2 separate regions of the Mus musculus genome follow, and region 2 is linked to region 1. The links are chromatin loops, found by intact Hi-C in ENCODE. Cell type or tissue: left cerebral cortex. All regions are shown on one strand.

Evidence for each region. A loop is a pair of places that touch in the nucleus more often than their neighbours do. Peaks named below come from ENCODE experiments on the same cell type or tissue, not always from the same donor. Only the 100,000 strongest peaks of a DNase experiment are listed, where the experiment ranks them.
Region 2: a loop joins it to region 1, with 3 times the contacts of the local background. A loop is called at or near these places in 2 of 42 quality-filtered maps.

The regions. Positions count from the first base shown.
Region 1 is chrX:69,356,441-69,364,440 of GRCm38, reverse strand. It overlaps Aff2 (AF4/FMR2 family, member 2), which reads right to left and starts at 4,110. Exons shown (of 20, transcript NM_008032.3): 1 at 3,603-4,110. The coding sequence starts at 3,649. In left cerebral cortex, a CTCF peak has its summit at 3,829; DNase peaks (open chromatin) are centred at 3,826, 4,123, 4,402, 4,875 and 4 more places; H3K4me3 peaks cover 2,819 bases; H3K27ac peaks cover 977 bases.
Region 2 is chrX:70,156,346-70,164,345 of GRCm38, reverse strand. No RefSeq gene overlaps it. Among named protein-coding and RNA genes, the nearest start is that of 1700111N16Rik, 17 kb to the right of the region's middle. In left cerebral cortex, a CTCF peak has its summit at 3,137 (motif pointing right); a DNase peak (open chromatin) is centred at 3,134.

The sequences.
Region 1 (8,000 bases):
AAGCCATGCCTGGCTGGAGCTGGAACAGTTCACTTTTGTCTGGAAAGCAGGTCCCCTCCTCCAGCCCCCACGAGGTCCAGAAAACTTGGGAAAGTGTTAGCTGCTGGAGCAGGCCCTGGGGGTTGCCTTCATCCCAAATAGAAGAAGCCTGGCTGGCACATGGCCCCTTCTCAGCCTTGACAGCCTCACATAGACCTTTGAACTTTCTATTTATATAACAGTTTAGTGAGTTTAAGTCTCTTCCTGTATAACTGCCCGTTTGCAAGCTTGCCTCTAATTAGGCTACTTGTGAGACAACATATAAAATCTACAAACAACTGATGCAGTCCTTTGCCATGAGAATCAGGCCAGTATCACAATTTCTTTTAAAAAAAACCTACTTTTAATATTTGGGGTTTGCTATCATGGGAGTTTTTACATTTTTGTTCTTAAAAATTATCTCTTTATGTTTTTACCCAGTGAACACACACACACACACACACACACACACACACACACACACACACACACTGTATTTTTTAATTAAAAGGTAACTGCCTCACAAAAAGAAATTTGGCATACTACAAAGAGGTACTTTAATGTTATGGAGGTAGGTGCTTACAGGATAGAAAACCTGTACAATTTGTAAGCTTTTACATTTATATTAATGACTTTGCCATTGCTGATAAAGACGTCCAAATCTAGCCACATGATCTCCAGATTCCTCAAGAATTCGTTTACTTGTTTAACAAGGACAAATCTATGGGATGATTTAAAAAGCAGGAACTATGCTTTCCTCTTCCTTCCTCCATATTTTTCCCTTCTTTTAAAAAGATAAAATGATGTATTTGGCAGACATAAGCATCTGTGCCTTCCTTTTCTTTCACAGAATGGTTCATATTAAATTCTAACTCAGGTGAACACTATTCATGCATCCAGAAATCCTAAGGAACTTGAGCTTTGCCCTTTAATGGGGTCCAGAGCATGACCCATTAAGCTACCATTGCAGTTTGCAAAACCCAGTGATACATTCTGTAAGGCATATGAGCACTCCCAGACACTGCACAGACTTGCACAATGCAGCAGCATTCATAACCCTTCTTTGGAGTGCATATTTGTCCTAAGCATGTTTATCAATGTGCATTCAGTTTGTTTTAAATTTACTATAGCCAAGTGTTTGTAAATAATACATATTCCTGTGTATGTGAAGCCATTCTTCATTAAGGTTAGAAAATTGAGTTGGGGTTTAATTTTTTTTTCAGCTCTCCTGATGATTTTATTGATAGGTATCTAGGTAGAGTTAACATAGAAATAGTTTCAAGCTTGTTGTTCCACAAGTGAATAGGGTCAATGCAAATGAGCTCTTTAACTTTTATGCCTTACCCCTCATTTGTCTTTCTACATACATGAGGTAGTGCATATCATCGCTTTAGCCCTCTAGTTATTTTCATGAAATGGAAGTAAACATATAACAAGCGTTATGGTTTGAAGGATGTATAGGTTATCATTAAGAATGATGTCAAGCTTTTCAGTTTATGCACCATGGTTGTATTTGTGTTTCTTTTCTCTATGGAGGTACTTAAAATACAGAAGCACAACCACATTACAAATATTTAAAATATAGATGCAGATTCATAAGAAACCTTTCCCTTCACAACCAAGCAATAAGAAGGAAAATTGCGTGGTTCATGTATACAGAAAGGAAAGGCAGGCTTTTCTTTTTTATGCAGATATGTTATACCATTCCATCAGTATTTTCTATCACATCTACCAAATCGGTCAGCATGCTCTAAAATGGATGTGTCATAGTTACAGATCAGGAGGAAAATGGTTTTGTATTTTTCTTAAGAATAGGAATTTCTAAAGGGAAACAGGCACACATGTTCCTAAAAAACAGAAATTAAGCAGAAAGGTTCACATCCCCTTTAAATATTCAACTACACATGTATAACATTAAACTAGAATTAAAACAGTAATATATGTGAATGTGTGTGTGCAGAAACGTAATTCCTAGTATATGCCTAAATTTTCAGCTAAGCCTTTAAATCAATTATAGCAATGTCTATTAAATTAGCAGTGTTACCTAAAGCATATATTAGACAAATTGCATGCAGATAATAATGATGTGGTTATCAATTGTCAGCAAAATAGATTACTATATCAGAGTAAATGTTGCATTCAGAAATACAGCATTAAATTGAGCAGTAAATTCAGGAATTTTTAAAATTTTAGCAAGAACAGATTCTTTAACTATAATGTTTTCCTCACAACTAATAAAATCCCACATAGTTTTTAAAATGTCTATAGATAAATACTGATATATTTGATAATTTATTTGGAATGTCTATAACAAAATGTAAGGTATCTTGGGTTTGCAGCCAAGCAGTCACGAGTGGCATAATGAAGCTATTGGCCAAGCATCTGACCCTTTTTTAAAGAAGGAAATTGCCTAAAACATGACATTGACAATGGAAATCCCTGCAAAAAAAGGCACAGCATTCATGGCCAGTAGCTAGTAGTCTGAACATTGCAAAAGATTTCAAACTGTTGGTGGGCACTACAGATTATCCTCACTACATTTAAAGGGCAAGAGTGCCACTTGAAGTCTCTGCTCCTGTGGCTGCCTCCTTCCTCATCTAAACACTTGGGCATGGGCGGGGGGACTGGTACATTAAAATATTGTGACTTATAAAGAACGATAATGTTTATAGTAAATGGTGAAGTTTTTCTAAAGTTAATAGATCTGAGGAGCACTATGCATGTGCGCCTGTACATCAACACAGAGAGAAAGAACTTTCTGCTCCCCCACCCCCACCACAGTCACCTTTGCACCATGTTTCAGGATCTCTCCGCAACTTTACGGTATTTTGTTTAAAGCAGGCTAAACCTGGGGATTCTAGCTGTGTGTCCAATACACAAACCTAAGGCTGCCTCCCACTGGGAAGCCAATGGGGGTTCAGAGGCTAATTAAATGTTCATTGACTTCGGAGCTGAAGACTTTAGGGGCCAACTTCAAACACCCTTCCACTTGAAAGTCAAGCGCTAAAGGCAACTGGACTGGAGGTCCCTAGTGCAGTGGCCCCTGAAGACGCTGCTCTGAGAAGAGGAACTTAGGCTGGATAGGCATTAGGTTTTGGACCCATGCCTTTCTGGGTGGGGATTGAGGTGGCAACAGCGTGGGCGGTGGCCGCTGAGCAAGCTGAGGGTGGCCTCTGGGTACCTGGCTGTCGCTTTTTCTCCCGCCACTGGCTGCAGGCACTGGCAACTGGAAAGTTAAAGCATTTAAGACTGGATCCTACCCAATCAGCCACTGGTGAGAAAAGACCCCAGGAGGTTGTTGTGCGGGTGGGTGGCACTGAAGCTGCTATGGGCCGGCTGCAACTCTTTAGACTTGGAGTGCAAAGGGATGCTCTTGCCCACATCTTTCCCTGTCCCCGCACCTCCCCCATCCCAGCACCCGACCAAGGAGTCACTGAAGCCAAAGCTAGAGGTGTCTGGGAGCAAGTGGGAGAGTGTCCGGGGCGCCCCCCACAACAGCTCTGGCTCCTCTTAACAAAGGCGAAAAGCCCAGACCAGACCGGGGATCCCGCTCATCAAAAGAGAAGGGGAATTTTAACACCTACCACTGCTGCTCCAAGTCCCAATCCCTGAAAAAGTCGAATAGATCCATAGCGGCGGGGCGGCGGCGGCTGGCGGCCGTCTGTCCCTGCTCGCTGCGTGTCGGCGCGGCTCTGAGCTGCGCGGCTCTCTGGCTGCGGTCGGCGGCGCGGCTCTCTGGCCCTCCTACCCGGTTAAAAGTGCTGGGGCCGCATCAGCGGCAGCGGCGGGCGCCCGGGGTACCTAGTCCTGCGCTCCGGAGCAGTGGCGGCAGCGGAAGCGATGGCACCGGGCAGGCAAGAGCCTGACCTCCCGCTCTGGTCCACTCGCTCCGCGGCTGCCCGCTTGCCCAGCGCGTCCGGGCTGCGGTGGCGGCCGCTTAGAGCTGGGGTCGCCTGGGCCGCCCGCCTGGCAGGCTGCTGGCGGGTGGCGACGGCAGAGGCGGGGGCGAGCGAGGCAGTGGCAGTGGCGCGGCGCGGCAGCCGGGGCGGCAGCAGCGGCGGCGGCGGCTGCACAGGCGGCGGCGGCCGAGACAGCATCACACACTTACACACTCACAGGGGGCGGAGCCTGGACAGCTCGAAGCCGCGACATGGAGCAGACACGTTATCATCCTTGGATCTGGCAGGGGCTAGCCCCGCCCGCCCTTGCTCCTGGATGCCCCCCACCCCCTGTCAAAATCAGCTGATGGGGGCAGTTGCAGAGCTGAAGACTCAGACCTAGCCCAGGACCCAGAGGAGGTCCTGGGACCCAGACAGGGGAACACAGAAGGTGGTCTCACTGTACCAGAGTGTAGACTAGCAGAATGGGACACCCTCACCCCAACCTACCACTGGGATGTAGTATTTGCCATCAGAAAAGAGTGCACAAACTGCTGCAAGGAAGGGCTAGCGCCCTGCTGCCATTGCCTGTAGTCCCTGCCCAGACATTCTTTTCAGACCACTGGATCAAACTTTTGCGTCCCCAGCATCCCTCTGGGCTGCATCACGGGGCATGTGTGTTCAGGGAGGACAGGGCGGTCACCTTCACCATTTCTGCGGTGCTGCGCATCCCAGCCGAGTTCACGCTGCAATATCCTCTTAGGCTGAAGTAGTACTGGTCCCTCAGTAGGTCAGCAAGCTCTGGGCCCTGGATTTAGTAAGCTGCAATGGGAGGGATAAAGGGCGTCCCCTTGAGTGGTCCTTGGGATAAGTGGTTATAGTACTAGTTTCTTCCAACCTTAAGCTTTGGGCAAAAACCTCCTGCATTTTCCTTCTCTGAGAAACAGGAAAACCGCTGGGTGTGTGCCCACTATCCCACGCACCAGCTGCTTTTCTCCCTTCTGGCTTGAGAACAGTCTCTCTGCACGTGGAGGGCTTAACCACACCCCTCTCCTCCTTCCAGCTTGTCCTTCTAGTCCAGGAAAGGATGAATCCATTCCTTTAGCGAGTTCCTCAAAGGAAAAGTTTCCTCATCTACTCAAGAGAAAAAGGATATACAGGATTATAAAGGCTTGTTCAATTTGGAGTCCCAGACATCTGAATTACTTTCCTACTGTCCTTACCGGGAAGGTACAGTATTGGCACTGTGCTGAAATCCTAGGGCCAGAAGTGAGCAGAGCGGTAGACAACATTGACAAAACCTCCTAGCCTCAGTTTTCCCATCTGTACAACTAAAGTATTACCCTAGTGGCCATCAGGCTTATCCTGATCTCTTTCCTTTTCCTATTTGAATATTTGTTTTTAATCACCTCACACACTCAAAACCATCTAGATAGCCTTGCTTTTTGATCTTGACGAACTAGGAGTCCCCACTAGGTCATTTGCTCAAGATCTAACATCTCTCCTGGAGGGGAGGGAAAAAAAAAGTCAGATTGCAACCTTAAACGAGAGAAGCTGTACACCATATAACAGAAAGAACCACAGCTCTATCTTTGGATTGCTTACACCCAGGGCTTATTTATTTATTTATTTATTTAGGTAAGGGGAAGAAAGCACATTGTTGACATGGAGAAGTAAAGCTCCAAGATGCTACAATTTCTGTATTCGGTGGGACTTTACCCAATGTGTATTTTGCACGAACCCAAGTCTTCTACAGATACTAGTGAACTGACAGAAAATCAACCAATGGACAGCCAAAGGGAGACCATGTTTCAAATCAGGTTGTTAACTGGTACAGGTTGTGTTAAGTCCAATAGGATATGGCTGCTACTACAGGATTTAGAAATGGGAGTTACAACATTTAAAAGTAGTGTGAGTGGGGTTACACATTATCTGTGTTCTTGTTTATCTTCTGTTCTAGATTGTGAGTCTTTCCTGTGACAAGAAATGTCCCATTCCGACTTGTGGCCTTCATACATTATGCCCTCAGTAAGTGATGCTCCAATTCTATTTGATTGCTAATAATGATTGTCACCATGGGTTAATGCTTGATCTGTTTAAAAAACACTTATGCAAATCCAGAACATCTACAGTTAACATTTAAATGGGGATTATGATCAGTTGTTACCTATTTTATTTTCATTAGAGGGAGGGATCTGTTCACTGGGGAAAGACATACAAGCAATATTCTAAATAAATTCTCAACAGAAATAAAGCTGCTCCTTTAAGAGTTTCAGAAACCATCACCCCACCGGTGTACTTTCTTCCCAATCAGCAGGGGGACAGAGCAGAAGCAGAAGGAGCCAGCAAGAGGCACCACTCTGAACAGAAGTGCCTGCGGGAAGGAGAGAAGAGACAAGTGGTGCTGGCTGCTGCTTCAAAGAGGGGCAGGGGCTTTCCCTTCCTGAGATCAAAACCAAGTTAGAAGGCATGGAAGCAGCTCCCCTCCCCACCGCCTCCTAACAGAGAGGAGACTAAAAGAGGCAACACAGAAGAGGCCAGGCTGTCCCTGATGCCAGCAGCTCAGGTCCAGCACACACTAAGTGGGGGAAGCTTTGTTATCTTAGATCTAAGGCTAGTTTTCTCCCTTAGTACTAGACTTGCACAACCCTGACTCTGATAGATGCTCCCTGGAGTCAGGGCTGCCTGCAACTATCATGCTAACAGCAAGACCATCTAGTCTCTAGGAGGACAAGTTACTTTGTCCCATTCCACTTATTGGGCCATCTTCCCCAAGGTAAAAAGGGTCCTCAGCTGTTGTCCTGGATTTGATAGGTAAATCGCCTTAGTTCTTTCTGCTTTCCTGACCTAGCAGAGCCTATGTTAGGCCACAGATTCACAGTTGTCAGTTCATTCAGTATTTGGAATCTGCACATTCCTTCTGTTCTGCCTTATCCTCCTCTCTATTAACATCTGTCATCTCGACTACCCTGTACATTGTACCTCACTAACCTTCCCCATTGACCAAATCATCAGTCAAAGGGGGCCTGCTAGGATGGCCACTGAACAGCCTCTGCAGGCAGCACAAGATCAAAAGTGAGACTCCAGATCTCAATCCATGGAAGTAAAGCAGAAATTATTTTTCACAGGTGTGACTTGAGAGAAATGCTGATTCTAAGATCTTCAGAAGGAAATTTTCCCCTTGAATTACTTTTATAGGAGTTTAATTCAAAGTCTCCAAGTACTAATCTTCATTTCAAAGAACCTGAAACCGTCCATTCCTACAGTATTACTAAAGGCATTGTCACACAGATTCTGATAGTGTCTAAAACTAAAATTAATTTAAAATAGTTTAACCATGCATGTCAGTTTCCGGAAAGGAACAAATCGACATAGTGTGATATATGTTATTGTGTTGTAACTCGGATTTCCACATTTGCTTTTGACATGGCATGTAGTAAGGCTGACTTATTTCCTAGGAAGAAATTACAATTTGTGTTAGTTCATATTAGTGAACCTGTTGAATGTAATTCCATGAATTACACTGGGAACATCAAGGACCTCTATGAAGGAGAAACTTGGTGCTACCTTGAGTTTAGAATGGGTCAACATAACTGATGCTGGGGCAATTTCCTCAAATATGTAGCAACTTCCAGAATAATCCATGTTAAAGGAGCACTTCCATGATTTTTGTTTGGTTGGTTGTTTTGTTTTTGTTTTTTGTTTTGTTTTGTTTTGTTTAACTTCCAGATTTCTGTACTTGTTCAAATCTGTGTGTTTAGGAACTACACACTTCAAGGACAGAGACAGAGACTGTGCAATGAAACAGTGTTGGGATCTAGTGGGCCTCCCAGGGTTCATTCAGCCAGTGATGGTGGTTCATGAGTTGATTTCAACTCTGCTCAGGGCAATTCTCTAAAACTGCGATGATGCACCTAATAAATATACATGTGGGCTTTTCCCACCATTCTACTTTGTACTTTGGATCTCAATCATGTATTATAATTGAAAGTCTTTACCCTTGGGCTTTTTGGTTATCACAGAGAATGACCTGATTTCACAGCTTTTCCAAAGTTTCTGGCTCTGGGTTCCTGCTGGGTCTTAAATATCAGATACAATCATCCC
Region 2 (8,000 bases), 800 kb before region 1:
AAATGTACCTGTCTGCAAGTCTTATCTTCCATGCACCTATACACCTCAGTGATGTTGTACCAAGTTCTGAATGAAAACTGTCTAGATTTTGGAGTCAAACAGCCAATATGTCCATTTCTTTTTCTTGAGGCCCTGCATTGGGTAGGCCTCTGAGAGTAGGTACTATGCACAATGGATATGGCAAGATATAGAAGTGTTTGTACTCTCAGCACTGACATACAATAGGTCTTAATCTGAAATGCCTATTTGCCAGTCACTAGTCCCCCTCCAATCTACTACTCAAGACAAAACTACCTAATATCCAAGGTACTGAAGGTTTCTTCTGCACTGGGGAAGATATAGTAACATGGGGACACATGCTACTGTTTAGTCCTTCTTAACACTCAACTACTACAAGTTAAGATGGTATCTACTGGCCACTCTTGGCATTGTTGGTCTAGTTGTAAGCATCTTAAAGAACTATGTGATTTTTGGTTGTTGACGTTCACAGACACCAGACACCATAGTCTCTGGATCTTGATCATATACGTCAACCTTCTGTGAAACCTTTTTCTATCCTGTACAGATGGGGTTTGCGGAATATGTGGTTGAGGAGCAAGTCTAGGGTAGGGTGCAATAAGATAGCCTGTTCTCCATGGCTTATCCCTTCCAGTACAAGAGCCAACCAAAAGATTAGTTCATCAAATAAAATAGACAAATGGTTTGGGGTAATGGAGTAATAATGATTATATTGCTCCAATAATAAAAATATAGATGTGTTGCACATATACATTGATCATATGGGGAACATCAGGTCTGTCAGCAGGAACACTGGGAAAAGACCTGCTGAAGAGCCCTGGATTCTATGGCAGGAGAACAGCCATCTTGAAGAACCTCAGTGTTCCAGGGAAACCTTCATTTGGAGAGCTCATTATTTTACACGCTCAAGCAAAATAAGACATCCTCATTGACCTTAAATGAGTACATCCCAATATTCACATAACTTGTGCATTCATAGGACAAATTTAGAACAGCCTTGGGAGGCTCTTATGGCACTAGGAGAAGCAAAACTAAAGGTTCAAGAAGTGCAGATCATCAAGTGGCCCTGTGTTCAGATTCTTTGTGATATAACCCTATGCAAACATTACATGGTGTTTCCAAGCCCTACTAATAGATGAGGGGCCTGCCAGGAATCCAGGCCTCAGGTTAACCATAGTGTTCATGCTTTTTCTGCCTTTAGACTTTTGCTCTCATGATGATTTCTGACAGATGTCCTGCTGCCTTTTCTATTGCTTTTTATCAAAGCCTTACTCTGCCAAAAGACCTTCTTATATGACATTTCTTCTGGAGACCATTCATCTACCATTTTCCTTTCCTTTCTATGTAAATTAATATTATCCTATATTCTGTAACTCTTTAAGACCTCGGCAGTTCTATTTGGAAATTTCCCACTGTGTCAGGGCCCTATCTCCTTTATTACACTCTCCACTTTTTGTATGTGAGTACCATGCTTGCCTTGTTTCTAGAATTCTCTATGCACTGACCTGGCTCTACTTAGAGTATGGTATATAATATGATGAACTCTATTTTGAACTCAGTGATTCAAACTCGGGCTGATGGGAGGGGGCTGGTACGGTGTCATTTGTAGTACTTTATTTTCATCCTGTTACCTGTCATGTAACCTGTACATTCTGATGGAAATACAGCATGGCCAAGCTGTACTTAGCTAAGCCAGTCCTTTGCTACTGCTTCTTTGAAGAAATAATTGCCAGACTAACACCCTTTTTAGGGTGGCAACAGGCTTTCATATGTTCTGTGCCACGTCTGTTATATAAATGATTGACAACATGGATTCATGGCTTAATGAAAGGTAGTGCCTCAAGACCTTTTATTTTTTAATTCTGGTGATCTTTGCAAGGTCCAAAACAATTTGACTGCATAAACTCACAGCACTCTATTATTAGAATGATCACAGTAAACAAGTAGCCTAACCCTTGCAGTACAATATTTAACAGTACAGGGAATGTATACTGTCTGGAGGGTCATACAGCAAACCTATGGTATGGTAACTAGAAACACAGGGTCTTTAACTTTAGTCCTTTATCCTGCCTCTGCTTGCTGATCACTCTGCTGGCCAGCCACAATCAAGAATTAATGTGGACTGTTGGGGAGATGTCTATCAAAGGGACTTGGATATCTTGGGTTCATGAAATTAATAAATTCCTTTCTAATATTTATTTATAACCAATACAATAGGTGAAATCATACATACACATATAGGTAGTTTATCACATTTTATAACTGACTGATATAGAATACAATCTTAATATGTGAAACAAATTGTTACAAATAATTCACTGGATTGCATATTTGATTAAGTGTACATATTGGTAAGAGAGTTAGAATTCTAAGATGCCAGAGCACAATGAAAGAAGCTTCATGGCCAAAATTCTGACTGCTGTCATTGTAGATATGTCTGCAACAAGACTGGAACACTTGGATGCTTTTATAGCCTCTACAGACTAGAGCAACCCCTTGGAGTTGCTTTGCACGACATCTACTAATGACAGGCACTTGCTTTCATTCACTCTTTCATTTGTTGAAGCAACCATTAGGTACACGCCGAGCTATGAATGAGGACAGCTACTGCCATGTGAAATCCTCCGCTCTTTAAGCCTGGCTGTGAGACGGTACTGTTCCAGTTACTCCTAAAGACAAAATTCTGTACCTTAAAGGGGCCATTGTCGTGTTATTTATAGCAGTAGTCTGTAGATAGCATGTGAACACGACTGCTGAAATCAGTCAGGGGCATTATTAACAGATTATATAGCAATTACAACAGTTGGCTGTGAAGATATGTACAAATATAGAAAATGCTTATGGTCAGTTTAATAGTAGTTTATACAAAGCAGGACTGTCTGGTGCACTGGCATACTCATTAAAAAAAAAAAAAAAAAGAAAGTGAGTACCTTGGAAAAGAGCCTGAGCACAGATTCTTCACGATGGAAATGATGACTCAGTTTTAGGGAATGATTCTGAATACTCCCACCTATTTTCCCAATTGAATAGGATGTTGCCCGAGTGATTCTACCTATTCATTTAAAGGGAAACAAAGCCCAATGTCTGCAGTCCACAGAATATAGTGCAGTTTTGGTGTTCTGCCAGCAGATGGAGATGCCCCACTTTCTGTTTTCCAGAAGGCAAGTTACAGAAGGAAAGCTTTAGTATCTGTCAGAAGGTCTTGCAGATTTTCTGCGTTTTAATTCAAATATCCAGTTATGATTTTTTCCAGTACCCAACGAACCCTGAAAGTTATTTTTGATCAGGCTACATGGCTCCAAGGGAGCAGATCCAAGTTTTATAGGACCTGTAGGGAGCCTCTTTGAGAAAAACATTTCAAAGTTACAAATGCAAAATTAGATACTGATCTTTGAAAAGGATTTCTGTGAAGATGGCCCATTTACCCGAGTCTTCATTACCTTCCAAATAATCAATCAATTGCTGGTTTTATACAGTCTGGCCTAACAATGATAGGCATTGCCATGGAAAGTTCTCTGTGGAATTGGGCATGTTCATTCCTATCAGGCATTGGTAAACAGTTGTCTTTCTTGATCTTTTCAACATAATGACTAATGTCAGATACAGACTCAGTGAATGTCAAATGAGAGGAAACAGATACATAGTAGCAGCCAGGGTAGGACATGAACCTACCTTGTCTAGAAGGGGGAGTTTGATAATGATGCCTCTTTACCTGATTCTTCCTAGACCTCCTCTGGCTATCTGGGTGGCAATGACCCCAAGCAATAGTCTGTTATACTTTTAACCTCATAGCTGCCTGATTCAATTAATCTCCAGCTCCCATGAGTTCTGCATTGTGGAGTCTTATTTATACAAAGGGTTGGACAGCTTGAAAACCACATAAAACATGAAATATGTAGGAGGTATTTTTCTTCAAATTAAGCTTAAATTTGAATTGAAATTGAGATTGATACAGACAAATGGTCAGATATTTTTCAATTTTATCTAATCTTCTCTCATATATTATTATATCTAGGCTGAAGTTTCTTTTCTCTCCACTCCTTCCAGCTCACTTTCTCTTCTTCCTCAGATCTTGTAACTTGATGTGACTTGTTTGAGAATCAGTCATATCCTTAATTCACATTAATTGTCCTGTTTCACTTCATTCCTATGTTATATACACAGGTTTATCTAGTGTCTCCTAATGCTCATTAATTCTAAACCTTGGCTATTTTATTCTTATCTTTTTATCCATAGGACTAGTCTCCTCCCTTCTCACAGCCATGGCATCTCCATGAAACAATATGCCACACATTTGTTCTATTCTGTGTTGGTCAGCCAACATTGATATTTGGCTTTTACGATTTTTATAACATTTCTAGTGATAATCTATACTGAATAAATTCTTCATTGTTTCATTGTTCTGATTCCCTATGTATTTAATCTAAGGAAGGCACACACACACACACACACACACACAAAGAGAGAGTGAGAGAGACAGAGAGACAGAGAGAGAGAGAGACAGAGACAGAGACACAGAAACCATAAATTTGATTTTTACTTACATAACTATCCAGACTAATACCAGATGGGGAGAGAAATTTCTTCATAAGTCATTTAGAAGTCTGTGCTAAATAATTTTTTGCTTTAACAAAAACATTTAAAAACATTTTGTGTTAACATGGGTATCTCCAACATGTCAAGCAGAAGAAAGAAGCAAGCAGAATGCATGTTTGTATTTGTATTGAATTGGGCATCAAACTGGCATACCTTGTGCTCTTTTTTTTTTCACTATGCAGTTGTAGGATGGCATGGAATTCTTGATCCTTTTTGCCTCTATTTCTGAGTGCTGGAATTATAGGTATGCACCCCTGCACCTATTTTATTTTATAGGGCACAGGGATCAAACCTGGTGTCTTGTGCATGCCAGGCAATGACTCTACCAGCTGAGCTGCACCCCAAGCACTGCTTCTCTTCAGATTTTATCAGCTCAGTCTCAGTTACATAGCTGTGTAAAATCACAAGGGGGTGTCTGGGTAATGTTTTACTGGATATAAAAGAAAAATAAATAGAATAGTCAACAAGAATTATATAATCTGTTGCATCAAATACAGTACAGCAGGCATTAGAGATTCGTCAAAGTCTCATCAGACATTAATTTTTAATATTTTAGAGCAAGTGCATCTTTATTTTTTCTCTCTGAAACCAACTTTATAAAAATGACAAAAACAACATTTATATTTAAATTAAAATGAGGAAATAATGAATCATGAATCACACAGTTAATATTGGTGATATGTATGGTCAACAATATAATGAAGGTATAGTGATTTTACTGGAGAATAAATATCTTTACAGATCTGGGAGACAACTAGTAGTGCACAAGTTTCTCTGAAATTAGCAATTTACTGTAAGGGGAAATTGGCAAACATTTGTTGGAGATATAAGATCTGGGTGAATGCATGGCTGTATAAATATTCCCCAAATATTCCTGAATATAATAAATTGACAGGTAGAATTGAGATGACACAAGAGAACACTCACAGATACTGTATCAATGTAAACTTGCAGCACGTGGGAGAAAAACTGTAGGTGTTAAGCAGCTCTGTAGCAGCCATCCTTCGTGAGCAAAACGGAAAAGAAAAAATTTTATTCTCTGTATCACACACAAAGCACTCACTGATAAGTGGATATTAGCCCAGAAACTTAGGATACCCAAGATATAAGATACAATTTGCCAAACGCATGAAAGTCAAGAAGAACGAAGAACAAAGTGTGGACACTTTGCCCCTTCTTAGAATTGGGAACAAAACACCCATGGAAAGAGTTACAGAGACAAAATTTGGAGCTGTGGCGAAAGGATGGATCATCTAGAGACTGCCATATCCAGGGATCCATCTCATAATCAGCCTCCAAACACTGACACCATTGCATACACCAGGAAGATTTTGTTGAAAGGACCCAGATATAGCTGTCTCTTGTGAGACTATGCCGGGGCCTAGCAACCACAGAAGTGGATGCTCACAGTCATCTATAGGATGGAACACAGGGCCCCCAATAGAGGAGCTAGAGAAAGTAACCAAGGAGCTAAAAGGATCTGCAACCCTATAGGTGGAATAACAATATGAACTAACCAGTACCCCGGAGCTCTTGACTCTAGCTGCATATGTAGCAGAAGATGGCCTAGTAGGCCATCACTGGAAAGAGAGGCCCATTGGTCTTGCAAACTTTATATGCCTCAGTACAGGGGAACACCAGGGCCAAGAAGTGGGAGTGGGTGGGTAGGGGACTGGGGGGAGGGTATGGGGGACTTTTGGGATAGCATTGGAAATGTAAACGAAGAAAATACCTAATAAATAAAAAAAAATACATACAAAGAAATAAAAGAAAACACACCTTGCTATCTTCTCCTGTAAAACTACGAATTTTGGAGGATTTTACTAAGAATCAAGGATTTTCTGCTATCCCATGTCATTGCCCTGGCCCCTCTTTTACAATATATTGTTGATACATCTGGACTAAAAGATTTTTGCTCACTCAAGGATGACTACTAATGAAAGAGGGCAAAGATATCTATATAAAAACACCATGAAATTGTGACAAATAATAAGGATACAGAAGATAAACTAAGCTTATATAATATTAATATTTTAAAGTTACATTTACAAAAATTATGATCTGATATTGATCAAACAACTCAACAAAACTGTCTCTTATGAATTATGAGCCTAATGAAGAAAATATCAGGAAAAGATAAAAATGAGTTTCCTGTTTTATATACAAAGTGGATAACAAATTAAAATTATTACAGAGCTTGTCACTAAATTATAAATAATGGTGTCTGAGAATGTACCATCAGATTTACTAAAGCACCAGTAAGGACTGGTAGAAATAGATGACAATCTTTAGATAATTGAAGAAAATGAAACAGAAATTCTAAAAATGATTAGAGAAAATTATAGAAAGCAGGCAAAGTAGAGATAATGTAAGCATATATGTATTTCCTTTTAGAAAAAAATTAAGTTACAAAAATACTAGAAAATATATGTTAAAAATATTAAGGGAGAATTGAATATGAATTTTAAAGGGTAAACTATATCTTATGGAAATTAAGATTAGTAAGCATTTAATATAATCTAGTACAGCTTCCTCAATTTTGTAGAAAGAAAGTAATTTGTGAGTATCAAGAAAAAAATTATCAAACAACATAGAACCATAAAATAAAAACACAGGCTAGCTACAATGACAAGATACACTGTACAATTTGCATCAAATTTATCATTCAAATAATGAAGGAATATAAAAATATAAACTAATTTAGCTGTAGATATTCACAACAGTAAAAAATAATTGTCCAGGATTTACCAAATTAACACGGTGTATAATAACCTTACTGTTTAAATCCACTTAATTTATACCTAATCAATAAGGCAAACATTTCAAGGACTCATGGAATAATAACAAGGTTAGAGGATATAATTCAAAAGTGAAACATTCTCTTTTTTCCTTTCTTTTAATTGGATACTTTAGTTGTTTACATTTCAAATGTTATCCCTTTTCCTCCTTTCTCCTCTGCAAACCCTATCCCATCCCCTCCCCTTACCTTGCTTCTATGAGGGTGCTCCCCCACACAAATACTCCTGCCTCACCACCTTAGGATTCCTCTACACTGGGGCATCAAGCCTTCACAGGACCAAAGGTATCCCCTCCCATTGATGCCAGATAAGGCCCTTCCAACTCCTACAGTCCTTCCCCATCTCCTCTATTGGGGTCCCTTTGCTCAGTCCAATGGTTGGCTGCAAGCATCCTCATCTGTATTGTTCAGGATCTGGTATAGCCTCTCAGGAGACAACTGTATCAGGTTCCTGTCAGCAAGCACTTCTTGGCATCAGCATTATGTCTGAATTTGATGTGCGCATGTGGGATCCATCCCCAGGTGAGGCAGTCTCTGGGTGGTCTCTGTTTCACACTTTATCCCTGTATTTCCTTTAGACAGGAGTAAT